2 separate regions of the Homo sapiens genome follow, and region 2 is linked to region 1. Evidence: read pairs that join two places in POLR2A ChIA-PET (ENCODE). Cell type or tissue: PC-3. All regions are shown on one strand. Each heading gives the region's core, and the rest is flanking DNA. Links, peaks and the distances in the headings are about the cores only.

The links. Peaks named below come from ENCODE experiments on the same cell type or tissue, not always from the same donor. Only the 100,000 strongest peaks of a DNase experiment are listed, where the experiment ranks them.
Region 2: POLR2A ChIA-PET joins it to region 1 with 45 read pairs; 1 of 35 experiments calls an interaction of 5 or more read pairs at or near these places.

The regions. Positions count from the first base shown.
Region 1 is chr15:41,248,257-41,252,644 of GRCh38, forward strand. All of the region lies in intron 2 of CHP1 (calcineurin like EF-hand protein 1), which reads left to right. Among named protein-coding and RNA genes, the nearest start is that of CHP1, 19 kb to the left of the region's middle. RefSeq lists a silencer at 641-841. In PC-3, for the core only: no CTCF peak of the experiment used is centred there; a DNase peak (open chromatin) is centred at 1,685.
Region 2 is chr15:41,794,492-41,798,879 of GRCh38, forward strand. All of the region lies in intron 2 of MAPKBP1 (mitogen-activated protein kinase binding protein 1), which reads left to right. Among named protein-coding and RNA genes, the nearest start is that of MAPKBP1, 22 kb to the left of the region's middle. In PC-3, for the core only: no CTCF peak of the experiment used is centred there; no DNase peak of the experiment used is centred there; H3K27ac peaks cover 1,322 bases.

The sequences.
Region 1 (4,388 bases), core at 175-4,174:
TCCCACCTCAGCTGCCCAAGTAGCTAGGACTACAGGCATGCATCACTATGCCTGGCTAATTTTTTTTTCTTTTTACTTTTAGCAAAAAAGCAAAAAAGCGCACATTATGTGGTACAATGGAATAGTTTCTTCTAGGTATTCAAGGTAGCTTGGTGCTTCTCCTGTTATTTTTATTTTATTTTCATTTTTTGTGGAGACACAGTCTCACCTTGTTGCCCATGCTGGTCTCAAACTCCTGGGCTCCATCAGTCCTCCCGCCATGGCCTCCCAAAGTACTGGGATTATAGGCATAAGCCACTGTACCTGGCCTGAAAGCTCTAGGTCTTAAACCTGTTCTTTGATCTCTATCATGGTGTGGATTGAAATATAAGAAAGGTTGGGCGAGGAGACTCATGCCTGTAATCCCAGCACTTTGGGAGGCTGAGGTGAGAGGATTCCTTGAGGCCCGGAGTCTCAAGACCAGCCTGAGCAACATAGTGAAACCCCGTCTCTACAAAAAATAAAAATAAATGAGAGAAGCACCAAGCTACCTTGAATACCTAGAAGAAATTAGCCAATTGTACCACATAATGTGCCACATAGTAAACGAGTAATATATTTTATGTAAATCGTTTTGTCAGACCCACCCACTACTGGGATTTCACTCTGGCTGTGCCTCCTGACAATTATCTTCTTAGCCTGTGGCCATCCGATTAAATTGTCTTCCCCTTCTCTCAGCCCTCTCCTCTTCTACCCCCTCTAGCCTTAGAAATGAGTTGGCCTAACTGGGAACTCTTCTCTAGTAGAATGATCCAGTTCTCTCCAGCCTTTGTTGCCAAACTCAGCTTAAGGCCTGTCTTGATGTTTCCAGGACCCATCAGAGTGCTCATCCGAATACAAGTGGCTTCCAATCTTTTGTTACCTGGAACAGCTTCCACCTTCTTTTTTTGGTTTTTGTTTTTGAGACAGGGTCTGACTCTATTGCCCAGGCTTGATTGCAGTGGCACCATCACGGCTCACTGTAGCCTCCCACCTCAGCCTCCTGAGTAGCTGGGACTACAGGCACGTGTCACTGCCTGGCTAACTTTTGTATTTTTTGTAGAGAGGAGGTCTCGCCATGTTCCCCATGACTGGTCTCGAACTCCTGAACTCAAACCATCTGCCTGCCTCAGTCTCCCAAAGTGCTGGGACTACAGATGTGTGCCACCATGCCTGGCCTTCACCTTCTTTTTTTTTTTTTTTTTTTTTTTTTTTTGAGATGGAGTCTCGCTCTGTCGTCCAGGCTGGAGTGCAGTGGCACGATCTCGGCTCACTGCAACCTCCGCCTCCCGGGTTCATGCCATTCTCATGCCTCAGCCAACCGAGTAGCTGGGACTACAGGTGCCCGCCACCACACCCAGCTAATTTTTTGTATTTTTAGTAGAGACGGGGTTTCACTGTGTTAGCCAGGATGGTTTTGATCTCCTGACCTTGTGATCCACCTGCCTTGGCCTCCCAAAGTGCTAAGATTACAGGCGTAAGCCACTGCGCCCGGCCTCGCCTTCACCTTAAGAAGGCAGTTGTAGTTATTAGGAGAAAGATTTTCACTTCAACAATTTTTTTTTTTTTTTTTTACTTTCCTCTTTCAAGGTGCTCCATGTCTGGGCCTGAAGCCAAATTCTGCAGAGTGAGAGGCTACAGTGTACAGTCTGGGGCATTCTGCATTCCTTTGTAGTGATCAGCTCCAGTGGAACATAAGGCAGAACTGTGGAAGGCTTTGGTTAGAATGGAGCTTCTTCAGAGTGCTTTCAGAGACTCACTCCGAAGCATGCTTTATAGAACAGTCATTCCTTGGTCTATCAATAGGTGTTATGTTAAAAAAAAAAAAAAAAAGCAAAAAGTTATTGACTAAAATTTGTGAAAACCTTGGTCAACAAGGTTAAATAGGCTACCTAATTACTAGATTTCACCACATCTTTAATTTACCTGGGTGAATTGGGAACATTCAAGGGAGAAGTGTTTGCCAAATTGATTTGCAATTTCCCTGTCTGCCTTTTTACATGGACCATCTCTTCAGATTGATATTTCACGGAATATAAATATACACTGTAACCTTATAAACCTTACTTTCTTCAGATGCCATTATTTTGGGTAAGATATTTCTACCATTGCCATAGAGATTGTTTTTTCTAAAAAGGCAGCTTAGGCCAGGCGCAGTGGCTCATGCCTGTAATCCCAGCACTTTGGGAGGCCGAGGCAGGGGAATCGCTTGAACCCGGGAGGCGGAGGTTGCAGTGAGCCAAGATCATGCCATTGCACTCCAGCCTGGGCAGTAAGAGTGAAATTCCATCTCAAAAATAAATAAATAATAAATAAATAAATAATAAAGAGGAGGAGAAGAAATAATTTTTAAAATAGGAACAAAATCCAGGTGAGGTTTCTTACCAAAAAAAAAAAAAAGGAACAGAAGCAAACTTCCCAGCTAAAGGGCCCATTTTTAGTCTAAGAAGGTTCACCTAATGCTGAACAATGAATAATAAAGAATACTTCACAATAAGATATATATAGATGAAATTTCAGAATATCAAGAGGAGATATTTAAGACTTTCTTTCTTTCTTTCTTTTTTTTTTTTTGAGACAGAGTCTCGCTCTGTCACCAGGCTGGAGTGCAGAGGCACAATCTCGGCTCACTGCAGCCAAGTTCACCGCTTCCGGGTTCAAGTGATTCTCCTGCCTCAGCCTCCAGAGTAGCTGCAATTATAGGCGTGCACTACCACGCCCAGTGAATTTTTTTATTTTTAGTAGAGACGGGTTTCACCATGTTGGCCAGGATGGTCTCGATCTCTTGACCTTGTGACCCACCCACCTCAGCCTCCCAAAGTGCTAGGATTACAGGTGTGAGCCACTGTGCCTGGCCCAGAGGATGTTTTTAAAGCAAACTTTATTGAAGTATAACATACAGAAAAGTGCACAAATCAAAAGCATTGGACATGATAAATTTTCACCAAGGGAAGACTATCCAGCCTCCAGATGAAGAAACTGATTATTACCAATACCCAGAAGCTTCCCTTATGCTCCTTTTGTCTTTACCTGCTCCCCTCCCCAAAGGGTAATCATTATCCTGCCTTGTAACTCCATAGATTACATCAGAACAAAGAATATTTAAAGAAGAGAAACCATCTTTGTGTTCAGATACTGACCAGGCTCTTACCTTAACCTGACCTGCAAAAGACCACTTTAGGACCCCTGGGGTCCCCAACCTCTGGGTTGCAGACCAGTACCAGTCTGTGGCCAGTTAGGAACCGGGCTACACAGCAGGAGGTGAACAGAATGCAAGTGAGCATTATCACCTGAGCACCGCCTCCGGTCAGATCAGTGGCGGCACTAGATTCTCATAGGAACAGAAACCCTATTGTGAACTGCCCATGTGAGGGATCTAGACTGAGTGCTCCTTATGAGAATCTAATGCCTGCTGATCTGAGGTTGAACAGTGTCATCCTGAAACTATCCTGTCTACCCCCAGGAGAAAAATTATTTTCCATAAAACTGGTCCCTGGTCCCAAAAAGGCTGGGGATCGCTGCCAGCTGCCTTTTTTTTTTTTTTTTTAATTAGAGACAGGGTTTCCCTATGTTGCCCAGGCTGGTCTCGGACTCCTGGGTTGGGATTACAGGCACATGCCACTATGCCTGGCTTATTTTGTATTTTTAATAGAGACAGGGTTTCTCCATATTGGTCAGGCTGGTCTCAAACTCCTGACCTCAGGCGATCTGCCCACCTTGGCCTCCCAAAGTGCTGGGATTATAGGCGTCAACCACCACGCCTGGCCATCTTATCCATTTAATTTAAAAATACTGATTAAGTGCTTTAGCTAATGGAAATTTTTGTCATTTCAGTGTTAATAAATATGTTGTACCATATGCTTAACCTCTCATACTACTTAAAATGGAAAGCTGTATTTTCTTTTCTTTTTTTTTTTTGAGACAGAGTCTCGCTCTGTTGCCCAGGCTGGAGTGGTACAATCTTGGCTGACTGCAACCTCCGCCTCCCGGGTTCAAGCAGTTCTCTGCCTCAGCCTCCCAAGTAGCTGGGATTACAGGCACCCGCCACCACGCCCGTCTGATTTTTGTATTTTTAGTAGAGACGGGGTTTTACCATCTTGGCCAGGCTCGTGTCTAACTCCTGACCTCATGATCCACCCACCTCGGCCTCCCAAAGTGCTGGAATTACAGGAGTGAGCCACCACGCCCGGCCTGGAAAGCTGTGTTTTCTAATTGAATGTGTGTTCCAGTGGGTATGTCCTATTAACAGATTTTAATCTCCTCATTATGTACAAGTCAACTAAAGCAACAACCTGTGGGTGCTTGAGATAGAAGTTACCTGTGAGGCTGAATCTCTCTGTAAGAGAAGGGACTTGCACAGTGAAGGTGAG
Region 2 (4,388 bases), core at 213-4,212, 550 kb after region 1:
AGCTTAAGAAACAAAATGTTACCTGTACCATTAAGTGCCCTTTCTGCTTGTCCTCGGTCGGTCATAGCCTTTCTGTCACAACCAGTTTTAGATACTTTGTGGAGAACAACTTTATTGGTCTGAAATACCCCAGTTTTCCTGGGCTTTCACTGTTTCTGAAGCCTCTGTAAGGCATTCATTTATTCCTTAAATATGTATCAAGTGCCCATTGTATGCCAGAGACTGTTTAAAGTGCTGGGAATACATCCATGGGGGACAGCAACCTAGGTCCTGTCCTCAAAGAGCTCACATTCTGATGGGACAGACAGGCAGTAGTAAGTACATGGACAGAGATGTAATCAATGTTGGGTTGTTACCTGCCTCTGAGCTATGAAGAAAAGTAAGGCTGGGTGGCCGGGCGTGATGGCTCATGCCTGTGATCCCAGCACTTTGGGAGGCCGAGGCGGGCAGATCACTTGAGGTCAGGGGTTCAAGACCAGCCTGGTCAATATGGTGAAACCCTGTCTCTACCAAAAATACAAAAATTAGCCGGGCATGATGGTGGGCACCTGTAATCTCAGCTGCCTGGGAGGCTGAGGCAGGATAATTGCTTTAACCTGGGAGGCAGAGGTTGCAGTGAGCCGAGATCATACCACTGCACTCCAGCCTGGGTGACAAGTGAAACCCTGTCTCAAAAAAAAAAAAAAAAAAGAAAAAGAAAAAAGAAAAACTAAGGCTGGGTAAATTGGGTATAAGATTATGGCAGTAAAGCTAGTCTGGAAGGCCCTCTCTGAGGAAGAGACCTTTGAGCAAAGACTTCAGGAAATTAGCTTTGTGCATAGCTGAGAGAAGAACTTTTTAGTCCAAGGAATGGCATATGTAAAGGACCTGAGGCTACAATTGGCTTAAGGTGCTTAAAGTTGGTAAGGTGGCTGGGGTGGAGTGAGTGAGTGAAGGGGAGGGTGTAGGAAATGAGGTCAGAGAGGTAGGTAGCCAGAGGCCTGATGATTTGGGGCCTTGTAAGCCGGGGTAGAGTATTTGGATTTGAACTTGAGGGAGATGGGAAGCCATTTGGAGGGTTTTGGGCAAAATGATGACATGATTTCATTTATATTATATTTTATTTTTATTTATTTACTTATTTATTTATTTTTGAGACAGAGTCTCGCTCTGTCGCCCAGGCTGGAGTGCAGTGGTGCAATCTCGGTTCACTGTAAGCTCTGCCTCCCGGGTTCACACCATTGTCCTGCCTCAGCCTCCCCAGCAGCTGGGACTACAGGTGCACGGCGTCACGCCCGGCTAATTTTTTTTTGTATTTTTATTAGAGACGGGGTTTCACCCTGTTAGCCAGCATGGTCTCGATCTCCTGACCTCGTGATCCGCCCGTCTCGGCCTCCCAAAGTGCTGGGATTACAGGCGTGAGCCACCACACCCGGCCTCTCATTTATATTTTAAAAGAATCCCTGTGACCTACCATGTGGAGAAAAGACTATAGGGGGTAAGGCCTGAAGCAGGGAGAGCATGTGGGTGTTACAGTCCAAGTGAGAGATAATAGTGACTTGAAACTAAGTGGCATGGTGGTAAATAGTTACAGGCTCTCTGAGAGGGGAACAAACTGTGATTTGGAAGATTTGTGAGCCTTTGCTGATTTCCATGGTGTAAGTCGTCCTGCGGTGGTGATTTCAGGGCCACTCGTTTGCTAGCACCGAATGTGGGAAAAGTTGTGCCCAGTCAGCATTCTTGAGTTGGTGCAAGCCAGCTCCAGCACACCACCGATTGAACTTGAATGCATTGAACCTGGGGTGTGTTTGCAGGGGATGTTCAAATTTGTCTCCATCTTCTAGGGCAGGTGGAAGCTCTACCACCTTCTTGGAAAGGAGGCGAGGAAGAAGGTTATCAGAGGGAGAGTCAGTTTATGAAGTCCATCATGTTGAAGCCTTGCAAAATAAGCATAGATGTTGGAGGCCTTGCAGGAACTCTGGACTCTTAGATCCTTTGAAAGTGGAGCTCAACGCAAAACCTCCCTGCAAACAGGAAGCTGGTTTGAGTTAAGAACATAAAATAAAAACCAGCTGATGCCCCTGAATGTTTTCCCCTGCTCCTCCCCTTCCACAGAGCCAAAGGAAACTGCTTTTCCCCCCCCTTGGATAGCTGCTTAGAAAGCCAGAAAAAGCCAAAAACATAAATCCTTTGAAAATAAGCCAAGTTTTGAGCCCAGGCAAACTCCTGCCTGTGGGGTTTTCCTAGTGCGGAAGTATGTTCCACTGCTGAGAGTCCTAGGAGGAAAATGACTAAGGAACACAAAGGTGCCGGTGATCAGAGCCTGTCTCCCAGGCCTGGCAGAAAGAGATGGTCCGTAGCAGGGTTTCCCAAACTAGAGCTTCCAGCCCATTTGTAGGTCATGAAATCAGTAAAGTGGGCCATGACCAGAATTCTTTTTAATGAAATGGAATATAATAGAAAATAGAGTATATTGTACTCTAGGATTAACAATAGTATATTGTTTTGTGAAACTTTCAGTTTTATGCATATGCACACACGTCTCTATATACTGGCTCATGATATAAAATGTGTTTCTTACTGTGGGTCATGGCCAAAAAACTTTGATAAACACTGGTCTTTAGAGTGTTAGTAGCCCACGTCTCCTTCTTGCTTTAGAGAATTAATTCTCTTTGGAATTGGATCATCTACCCACAAAACACCTACCCAAATTCCTGTTAGAAAGAAGATCAGCTGAGAACCAACTGACTTGGTGTAATTCTTCGGCACCAACACTGAAGCATGAGGGACGGAAGGGATCAATGCAAATTTAAATCCAAAGGATTTACCTTTAATCAGATTACCAGGAGAAAATAAGAGTTGAGCAGCCCTTTAGCTTACTACACTTGATTTTGTGGCCTCTCCCAGCTGTGTGGGTAATGCCAGCCTGGGGCCGTTCTCTTTCCTGTCTGCAGAAGGCGGTGGGTGTGGCAGGAATGTCCCTAAATATCCCCTCCTCTGGGAGAGTTGAAGGTTCAGTGCCAGGATGACTGGTGACTTAAACTGAGTATCCCCCAGACTTCCCCAGGATGATTTTGTTGCTCTCCAGTCAGTAATAGGTGACTAGATCCCAGTGGTTCATTAAGCTGAGAAAAAGTAGAGGAGGCATAAGTTAGGGGAACCTATCAAGAATGTATAGAGAAGGCCAAAGTTACTTTGTTCCACACTAGGTTTAGTGCCTCAGATCGGCGCAAGGGTAATTGGCAAGTTTGGTGCTTGCCAGGTGGCTGTGGGTTGCTGCTCTGTATTGAAACCACATCTACCAGTGAGCAGACACATGTTAGAATTCCTCATCTGCATCCCCAAGATACACAGATAACCTTGGGGACCTTTCTGGGGAATAGGTATTAAATGTAACATCTCAGGAGACTTATTTTGGTCTTCGGCCACCACAGGGCATTTCCTTCCAACCTAATTCAAGCTAAAACGATCTTCAGAGATAAGAATTTAAACAGGTTCAGCCGGGTGCGGTGGCTCATGCCTGTAATCCCAGTACTTTGGGAGGCCGAGGCGGGCGGATCACGAGGTCAGGAGATCGAGACCATCCTGGCTAACATGGTGAAACCCTGTCTCTACTGAAAATACAAAAAACTAGCAGGGTGTGGTGGCGGGTGCCTGTAGTCCCAGCTACTCAGGAGGCTGAGGCAGGAGAATGGCGTGAACCCGGGAGGTGGAGCTTGCAGTGAGCCGAGATGGTGCCACTGCACTCCAGCCTGGGTGACAGAGTGAGACTCTGTCTCAAAAAAAAAAAAAAAAAAAAAATCTAAACAGGTTCTCTAGGAGTACTTTTTGAGATGGCGTCTCGCTGTGTCACCCAGGCTGGAGTGCAATGGCGTGATCTCGGCTCACTGCAACCTCCACCTCCCAGGTTCAAATGAATCTCATGCCTCAGCCTCCTGATTAGCTGGGATTACAGGCACCAACCACCATGCCTGGCTAATTTTTGTATTTTTAGTAGAGATGAGGTTTCACTATGTTGGCCAGGCTGGTCTCAAACTTCTGACCTCAAGTGATCTGCCCACCTTGGCCTCCCAAAGTGCTGGGATTACAGGCGTGAGCAATTGTACCTGGCCCCTCTAGGAGTACTTTTAATTCTGCGGTTGGAGCAATAAGAGAGAAGGAGAAACTCCAAAACTGTCCTAATTGATTCTGAGCCTCCCCTCTCTAGAAACTGGCCTGGACTAAGAATAGACCGCCCTGCCACAAGCATCCACCCTAAGTGTTTCTGGTTTACATTGCCCTCTTAGGGCCTCTGAGACTCTCCTCAGGTTCGGTGTTTTCATAGCAGAGTGCTGTCTAGCCTGTTCACATGTCCGTCCTGCATTCTGAAGCCCCACTCTCTGAGCCAGGGGAGATCAGGGACATTCTTG